Regions from separate parts of the Homo sapiens genome. Here regions 2 and 3 are each linked to region 1. Evidence: read pairs that join two places in POLR2A ChIA-PET (ENCODE). Cell type or tissue: MCF 10A. All regions are shown on one strand. Region 1 holds the start of TPD52L2 (TPD52 like 2). Region 2 holds the start of PTK6 (protein tyrosine kinase 6). Region 3 holds the start of ARFRP1 (ARF related protein 1).

What was found. ChIA-PET counts read pairs that join two places held together with the same protein. Peaks named below come from ENCODE experiments on the same cell type or tissue, not always from the same donor. Only the 100,000 strongest peaks of a DNase experiment are listed, where the experiment ranks them.
Region 2: POLR2A ChIA-PET joins it to region 1 with 39 read pairs; 20 of 35 experiments call an interaction of 5 or more read pairs at or near these places.
Region 3: POLR2A ChIA-PET joins it to region 1 with 72 read pairs; 22 of 35 experiments call an interaction of 5 or more read pairs at or near these places.

What each region holds. Positions count from the first base shown.
Region 1 is chr20:63,864,053-63,866,552 of GRCh38, reverse strand. TPD52L2 (TPD52 like 2) reads right to left here and starts at 1,283. Exons shown (of 7, transcript NM_003288.4): 1 at 1,169-1,283. The coding sequence starts at 1,187. It overlaps ABHD16B-AS1 (ABHD16B antisense RNA 1), which reads left to right and starts at 1,480. Exons shown (of 2, transcript NR_165314.1): 1 at 1,480-1,729; 2 at 2,283-2,500. RefSeq lists enhancers at 1-551, 1,273-1,993, 1,033-2,232, 2,326-2,500 and a silencer at 1,816-1,865. In MCF 10A, a CTCF peak has its summit at 2,146; DNase peaks (open chromatin) are centred at 622, 1,422 and 2,192.
Region 2 is chr20:63,536,687-63,539,186 of GRCh38, reverse strand. It overlaps PTK6 (protein tyrosine kinase 6), which reads left to right and starts at 1,811. Exons shown (of 8, transcript NM_005975.4): 1 at 1,811-2,102. The coding sequence starts at 1,873. SRMS (src-related kinase lacking C-terminal regulatory tyrosine and N-terminal myristylation sites) reads left to right here. Exons shown (of 8, transcript NM_080823.4): 8 at 1-698. RefSeq lists silencers at 753-1,022, 1,353-1,502 and an enhancer at 1,623-1,712. In MCF 10A, a CTCF peak has its summit at 1,117 (motif pointing left); DNase peaks (open chromatin) are centred at 1,236 and 1,776.
Region 3 is chr20:63,707,026-63,709,525 of GRCh38, reverse strand. ARFRP1 (ARF related protein 1) reads left to right here and starts at 1,550. Exons shown (of 8, transcript NM_001267547.3): 1 at 1,550-1,659; 2 at 2,429-2,500. The coding sequence starts at 2,435. It overlaps ZGPAT (zinc finger CCCH-type and G-patch domain containing), which reads right to left and starts at 1,487. Exons shown (of 7, transcript NM_181485.3): 1 at 1,408-1,487; 2 at 362-973. The coding sequence starts at 945. RefSeq lists silencers at 1,215-1,374, 1,415-1,474, 1,895-2,134, 2,225-2,274 and enhancers at 602-1,562, 2,425-2,484. In MCF 10A, no CTCF peak of the experiment used is centred here; a DNase peak (open chromatin) is centred at 1,555.

The sequences.
Region 1 (2,500 bases):
GGAGGCGGAGCTTGCAGTGAGCCGAGATCTAGCCACTGCGCTCCAGCCTGGGCGACAGAGTGAGACTCCATCTCAAAAAAACAAAAACAAACAAACAAAAAACACCCTCCAGAATAATGCAGCACCTAGGAATTATAAAGCTTAATATGTAGCCGGGCACAGTGGCTCACGCCTGTAATCCCAGCACTTTGGGAGGCTGAGGCGGGCGGATCACAAGGTCAAGAGATCGAGACCATCCTGGGCAACATGGTGAAACCCTGCCTCTACTAAAAATACAAAAATTAGCTGGGCCTGGTGGCGCGTGCCTGTAGTCCCAGCTACTCAGGAGGCTGAGGCAGCAGAATCGCTTGAACCCGGGAGGTCGAGGTTGCAATGAGCTGAGATCGCGCCACTGCACTCCAGCCTGGCGTCAGAGCAAGACTCCGTCTCAAAAAAATAAAGAAAGAAAGAAAGAAAGAAAGAAATTTAGCATCCCTCTCTAGAGCCCCAAAATGCAAGGCAGACTTTTATCATCTTCTCAAGATTTTAATCTCCTGGGCTCGCTCCACGCCCCTCAGTGGCCATCTCATACTGCTCTGGGGAGACTGTTCTGGAAACAGGCCTGGTATGCTGGGTGTGCCCCTGACTCACTCCACCCCCTCTCCATGAGGCAACCCCTAAGCAGGCTGAGCTCCGAGCAGAGTTGCTGCCCAAGGGGAGCTCTGCTGAACGCGAAGACCCCTTCTCTGCTCGGGAGCCGCCCTCAACACCTCGGACTGGGTCCAGGGCCAGACAGCGTGAACCCGAGGGCCCCGCGCAGGGACCGGGGGGTGGCAGAGCAAGCAAGAGCAGGGCACGGGGTGGGCGGCATAAGCGAGACCTGCTGGGAGCGACAGAACCCAAACTACGGGAGCAACGGCGGGCGCCAGGGAACCACACCTCGGAACGGTCCCAGGGGAGACCAGGAGGGCGGCTGGAGAGAGCCCAGGAAGCGGTCTGGGCCGCGGGCAAAAAACACACCACGACCATCATAAGCTTCGAGGTCAGTGGCCCCGGGAGCTGAAGAGGGGCCGCGGGGTGGGTGAACCGAGACCGAGAGGACAGAGAGTCGCAGACGCGACCCCGGGAGACGGAGAACAACGGGCAGCCTGGGCCCATCTGCGGCGAAGGGGCCGGGCCCGGCAGGTACCTTGGCCGGCGGAGTCCATGTTCGGGCGGCGTCCGGACCGCTGTCGCGGGCGCTATGGGAGCCGAGCGGGCGGCGCCGGGAGAAGCTCGCCGCGTACACACTAGCCAGCGGAACTGCCTCAGCTCCGCGGCGTTTCGTAATCCGCGATGCGACGGCTACTTCCGCCCGGGCACGTGCTCCGCCTTCTTCCCGCCCCCACCAGTGATATCCAATGAGAGTGCCGCTTGGCCCGTCCTGGTTTACCCGACTCAACCTGATAGGCCGAAACTGCGGGCGAACCAGGAAAGGGAGGCGTGGTTCGGCGGGAATCCATTCCAGGTTGACTCCACCAGCGAGAATCACAGGTAGAACGGTCAGAGTAGCGGGAGGACTGGGAAGGTGGGAAGTGGGAGGACCGTCCAACATGGCGCTGTGGAAAGCCAGCGCAGGGCCCCAGGGGATCTTCCGGGGCGGATGCAGCTGCCTAGGAGTGCTGGGGCTCGCGCGCCTCGGCGGCTCAAACTCTGACCCCTTGAGATCCTTTCCAGCCCGACCCCTTACTTTAGGGGTCAGCCTGCCCCCGTAAGTCCTGTTATTTATTGTATTTATATTCTTTTTTTAGTTGGTCCTTTTTTGTTTGTTTTTGAGACGGAGTTTCACTCTTGTTGCCCAGGCTGGAGTGCCATGGCGCGATCTCAGCTCACTCCAATCTCTGCCCTCCGGGTTCAAGCGATTCTCCAGCCTCAGCCTCCCGAGTAGCTGGAATTACAGGCGCGCGCCAACACGTCCGGCTAATTTTCGTATTTGTAGTAGAGACGGGGGTTTCGCCACCTTGGCCAGGCTGGTCTAGAACTCCTGACCTTAGGTGATCCACCCGCCTCGGCCTCCTAAAGTGCTGGGATTACAGGCGTGAGCCACCGCCCCTCACGCCTGGCTAGTTTGTCCTTTTCATGGGGACTTTTTATTGTACGCGGGTTACTCTGAAAAAGATCGCGATTCGTCCCCTCGCCCTGCAGGCGCCGCTGCCGCCTCGCCTCGGGCGTGGACCCTGCGGCTCGGGCCTGCGCGTGTGCACCCCGAGGTTGTCTCACTTCCTGTTCAGGGCGACCAGCGCTGCGCCCTCCCCACTCCACAGATGAGGAAGCTGAGGTTAAAGTCACTTGCCCCAGGTCACTCCGCAAGTTGAAGCGCAACCAGGATACTCTGGAACAGGATGCCTGACTTCAGAGGAGAGGCGCGTAACCACCAGGCAACTGGCCCCACGAAAACAAGTCCCGCAACTTCCCTTCTTTGGCTCCTACTTGCTCCCGGAAGAAAAGCCTTAAACGGTATTCAAGCCCTTTAGGATCTGAT
Region 2 (2,500 bases), 330 kb after region 1:
CCTTTGGGACCCTGGCCACCTGCCCAGCTCCATCTGCATGGGAGAACCTAGGGGAGGGGCTGGTTCTGGTACCTGGGCCCACTGAGGCCTTGAGCTGAGCTTCCAGTTCTGGCAGGTCCCCAGCACAGCAGCCTGGGGGCTCCTCTGGCACAGAAGGCCTCGCCCTCTGTGCTCTCTGCAGCCGCCACTGGGATTAAGGGGACCAGGTGTGTCTGTGGCACCTGTGCCCTCCTAGGCATCTCGCCAGCCACCAGCTGAACAGGTTTGGTGCTCCTGGGTATCTGGGAGGGGCTGGGGACGTTCCTGCCTCCTGGTGTGGCTTAGACTGAAAGTCCTGCACGTCCGAACTCAGGGATACTCGAGGCTTCCTGGACATAGACTCACGGGCCCAGAGTCTGGCCGGGCTCTGAGGGACGCTGCCCGGCCAGGTGCCCCGGCACCCTCCTTCCGCATTCCCCACCCCCCACCCCTCCCCCTGCATCCTCCCCAACCGACCCCAGACAGAGCTGGGAGGGCCTGAGGGACACTGCCCAGGCCGGCACCCCGCTGCCCCTCCCCACCTTGGTCAGCGCTGAGCTGGGCTGCCCAGAAATCTATGAGCCTGTTAAATAATCCAGATTATTGTTCTTAATCTCAAAACAATGAGTGGAAGGTGCCATTATTTCTCTTTGCAATAAAAATAAAAGTTGAAATACGCAGTTTAGGGACTTTCCTTACCACCCCTTGCAGACTTTGAATTTCCCTTCCCGCCCCTTCCTGCCCCCTTGTGGCTGCCAGTCCAGGTCCCTGGGTTGGAGCTCCCGGGTGGACACAGTAGGGTCAGTGGGAGGGTGGGGCGGGGAGGGGCCTCCAGGGAGGGGGTGTCCCGAGTCTCAGGGGCTGGGGGGCAGGCGGCCGTCGGGTGCAGGTGGGGGTCACGGCAGGGCTCACTCAGGCATGAGTCGGGAGAAGGGAGGCCAGCTGGAAGGGGGCAGGGGTCCTGCGGGCTGGACAGGAGGAGGCAGAGGCTGGAGGCGGGAGGGGCTGCCTGGGAGGGACCTGTGGCCTTGGGCCCCAGCGCCATGGGCGCTTCCAGGCCGCACTCACGGTCCTTGCCTGCCCCCTGGCGTCCGTGTGGAGGAAGGCAGTGCCCGTTTCTTCAGCCGTGGGTGCCCCTGGCTCTGCCTCCCCGGGGATCCCCCAAAACCCTCGGGCCCTCCTCTTCCGGGAAGTCCTCCGGGCCGACCCACACAGCTGTCGCTGCCCTGATTCCACTCCCTCTTCCCTGCTTGGCCCTTACCCGAGGGCGGGCCTGCCCATGAGGCCGCTCTCAGGACGCCTGCCCACAGCAGCTCCTGACATTGGGCCCTGTGCTCAGGGGTGGAGTCTGGGGCTGGGTGAGGGCACCGACGGGTGGAGGGGAAGCTGCCGGAAGCGGGGAGAGAGGCGGCCCCCACCTGTGCCCCCGCAGCTCTGAGGGTTGGGAAGGCAGCGCCTGCAGCCCTCACCTTCCTGCCCTCAGGCTGCGAGGCTTGTTCCCAGAGGGCCGTTGGCTTCCCTGAGTGCCTGAGTGTCCATAAGTTGGACCCCCAAGAAGCCCCAACCGGGAGGTCCTCCTCCCCCTCTCCTGCGCTCAGGCCGGCCCTGGCGGTGCTTGCCCAGTGGGTTCCCATAGTGCGGGCGCTAAGTGCTCAGATGGGCCCCAGTGGGCCTGAGGACTTGTGGGGCCGGCTGGGCCCTCAGGAGGAGCCGGGGTGCTCTGGAGCGCCTGTGGGTGCTGGGTGTGGCTGCTTCCCGGCCTGTCATGAGGAAGTGGGACGGCCCGCCTGCCACGCCCAGCTCTGGGTGCTCCAGCTGGGCCACAGCCTGGTCCTGCCGCTGCGCCCGCCCGCCATGGTGTCCCGGGACCAGGCTCACCTGGGCCCCAAGTATGTGGGCCTCTGGGACTTCAAGTCCCGGACGGACGAGGAGCTGAGCTTCCGCGCGGGGGACGTCTTCCACGTGGCCAGGAAGGAGGAGCAGTGGTGGTGGGCCACGCTGCTGGACGAGGCGGGTGGGGCCGTGGCCCAGGGCTATGTGCCCCACAACTACCTGGCCGAGAGGGAGACGGTGGAGTCGGAACCGTGCGTGTCCTAGGCTGCTGGGAGCTTTGGCACAGGCCACCCTCTAGGCACAGGGGAGGGACAGGGCTCTGGGCTGCTCAGGGAGGCCCAAGAAGGTGGGGACCCCGGTTCCATCTTCCTGCACCCCAAAGTCCAGGCTGGGCATCCCGCTTGATCCTCCCTGCAGGCCCCATGCGCTGGCGCCCAGGAGTGCCCAGGACTGTCCCTGCGGGAGTTGGAGCACGGGGGTCAGAGGGCACGGCCCCTGCCTTGGGCTCATCCTTGTCACAGCTCGGGGGTGGACGCTGCATTGCCGGGACCCAGGGAGGACAGAGGGTCCAGGGTGGACTTCTGGGGCCCGGTGGCCAGTGACAAGGTCTGTCGGAGCGTTCCAGGGCCTTTGGGGGAAACGAAGCTTG
Region 3 (2,500 bases), 160 kb after region 1:
AGCCAGGACCACAGGTGCGCGCCACCACGACCGGTTCATTTTTGTGTTTTTAAGGAGATGGGGTTTCACCATGTTGACCAGCGTGGTCTTGAACTCCTGACCTCAGGTGATCTGCCCGCCTCGGCTTCCTAAAGTGCTGGGATTACAGGCGTGAGCCACCGCGCCTGGCCTCCTTCCATGCTTCTTGATTCACCCCAGAAGGAAGACGTAGACGCCTGAACACAGACACAGCTGTCAAAGCACGCCTGCCCCAGGAAGCTGAGACAAAACTGCAAAGCAAAGGGAGGGCCGATCCTGACCCGACCCTGTGTGCGTGCCCCTTACGCCCCTAAGGTTGGCATCTGACAACAAAGGGCTTTACCTGCAGTTCTCCTTAAAGCGGCACTTTCCCTCCAGGAAGAACGGGCACGGCTTCAGAGACTTGTGAGTGGGGTACAGGTAAAGCACACGGACACCCGCCGAGCCATCCTCCGCCTCTTCCGTTCCCACCACCATGGCGTTGTGATACTCCAGAGTGCCCCAGGAGCTGTAGTAGGGCGCGCTCACCTTTGTCCCACTCAGCTCTTCCTCGTCCTCTCCCTCTTCCTCCTCCTGCCCACCTGCCGCAGATTCTGGCCCCGCCTCTGCTTTAGGAACGGTCTCTGATCCGGACCCACGGGCCGCTGCTGGTGCCTCCACCGCCTCAGTGATGGCCTCCCGGAAAGCCTGGTACTCAGCATCTTCCTGGCGGCCCGGGCGCTCTTCGTCCAGCGCGGCCAACAAGCTGCTCTTCCTGACAGACACCAGGCTGGCCTCGGTGAGCTCGATGAGCTCCTTCAGGTCCCCCTGCAGCTGGCGCAGGTCAGCCTGCTCAGACGAATCCAGGCCGGCGCCCAAGGCCAGCTCCACCTGCTGCAGCTGCGCACGGTAGGTCTGCAAGGCCGACTCCAGGCTCTCCTCGTCCATGCTGAGAGAGGGAGGCGCTGGACCAGGGCTGCAAGAAGAGAAGCCAGCTGAGCCCCGCGTCTCGGGACCGACCCCACAGCCTGAGGGCGGGCACGGGCACGGGCACGTCCCCTTTCCCTCGGGGAGACACCGGCTCAGAGGCACAGCTCCCAGCGCAGAGGTCGCAGCCCGGGTACCCCCGCTCAGGCTCCGCGCTTCCCTTCCGAGCCGCCGTGGGCTCGCCGCTAGCCGGGTCCCGCGTCACTCCGGAGCCCCTTCCCCGCGGGGCGCCCCGCCGCCTCACCCTCCGCCGAGCCCACCCGCCGCGCCCGCCGCCTTCCAGGCCGGCCGCGCCCCCCCGCCCGGCGTCTCTTCTGTCTGGCCAGGGCCGCGTCCCCGCAAACCGCGGCCACCTGGTCCCCGGCCGGGCACCTCCTCCGCGCGGTTTCCCAGCCGCAGCCACAGAGAGCCCGCCGGCCTCACCGGCTAGAGCGGCCCGGCGCCCCCTTTTCGCCCCAGCAGCCGATCGGCACTTCCTCCCGAGCGCCGCCGCTTCCGGAAGTGCTTGGCGCGCGGGGGCAGCCGGGAAGCGGAGCGCGGAGGCCGCTGGGACGCGGTTCAGCTCATTCCCTGAGGCCGGCCCGCGTCCCGTCAGGCGCCGCGCGGGGTTAGCGCGGGGTCAGCGGAGGTCAGCGGGGGTCAGCAGCAGCGGCTCCGAGGGCGCGGCGGACGCAGGTAGGCCGCAGGCTGTGCGGTGAGGCGCGAGGCCCGAGGGGCGGCCCAGGACTCGAGGTGGGACGCGGGTGTGACAGGAGCCAGCTTTGGCTGCTTGTCGGGGAGCCTCAGACCTGGCGGCGGCGGCTTGGGGCGGACGTAGCCGGGGGCCGCGACCCAGGTTCTTCCTTCGCAGTCGTTCCCTGCCAGCCGCGCGCCGCCTCCAGGTGCACTCCAGGAGCAGCCGCGCCGCTGCTCACCCGCCCTGTAGTCCGCTCCCCCCAGGGCCGTCCCCGTTTTAAGAAATGGGGTGATGGGGCGTCCCTACCCGGCGCCTGCAGGGGCTCCTGGGGAGCGCGCCGGTGGCTCGCTGCTCCCGGGTGGGGCGCGGGGCTGGCGCTCGAGGGTGCCGTGGCCCAGGCGGGGCTGCAGCGAGTGTGTTCCCCGTTCCGCGCGCGTGAAGCGTGGGAGCGAAGCCTCGGGGGAGGGCGGGAGCGCGGCTGAGCTCACTGTGAACACCCGGCTGGGTAGTCCCGCGAGCAGGGGAGGGGCCGGAACCGATGTGTATGCGGAGAGGTCGCAGTCATTGCTGTGAGCAGGACACAGTGGCGGCTGACCTGGGAGAAGTTACAGAGGGACGGGGTGGGAGAGGGACGAGGAGTCGGGAATGGCCCCCAGGCTCTCGTCCTGAGCGGTCGGCTGGACGTGGGGCGCCACTGACCACCGTGGAGAAGCCCGGGGGAGGGGAGGTGCTTTCTGGCTGCACACTGACCTATGTTGGGGTGCCCAGGGCAGGATGTACACGCTGCTGTCGGGCTTGTACAAGTACATGTTTCAGAAGGACGAGTACTGCATCCTGATC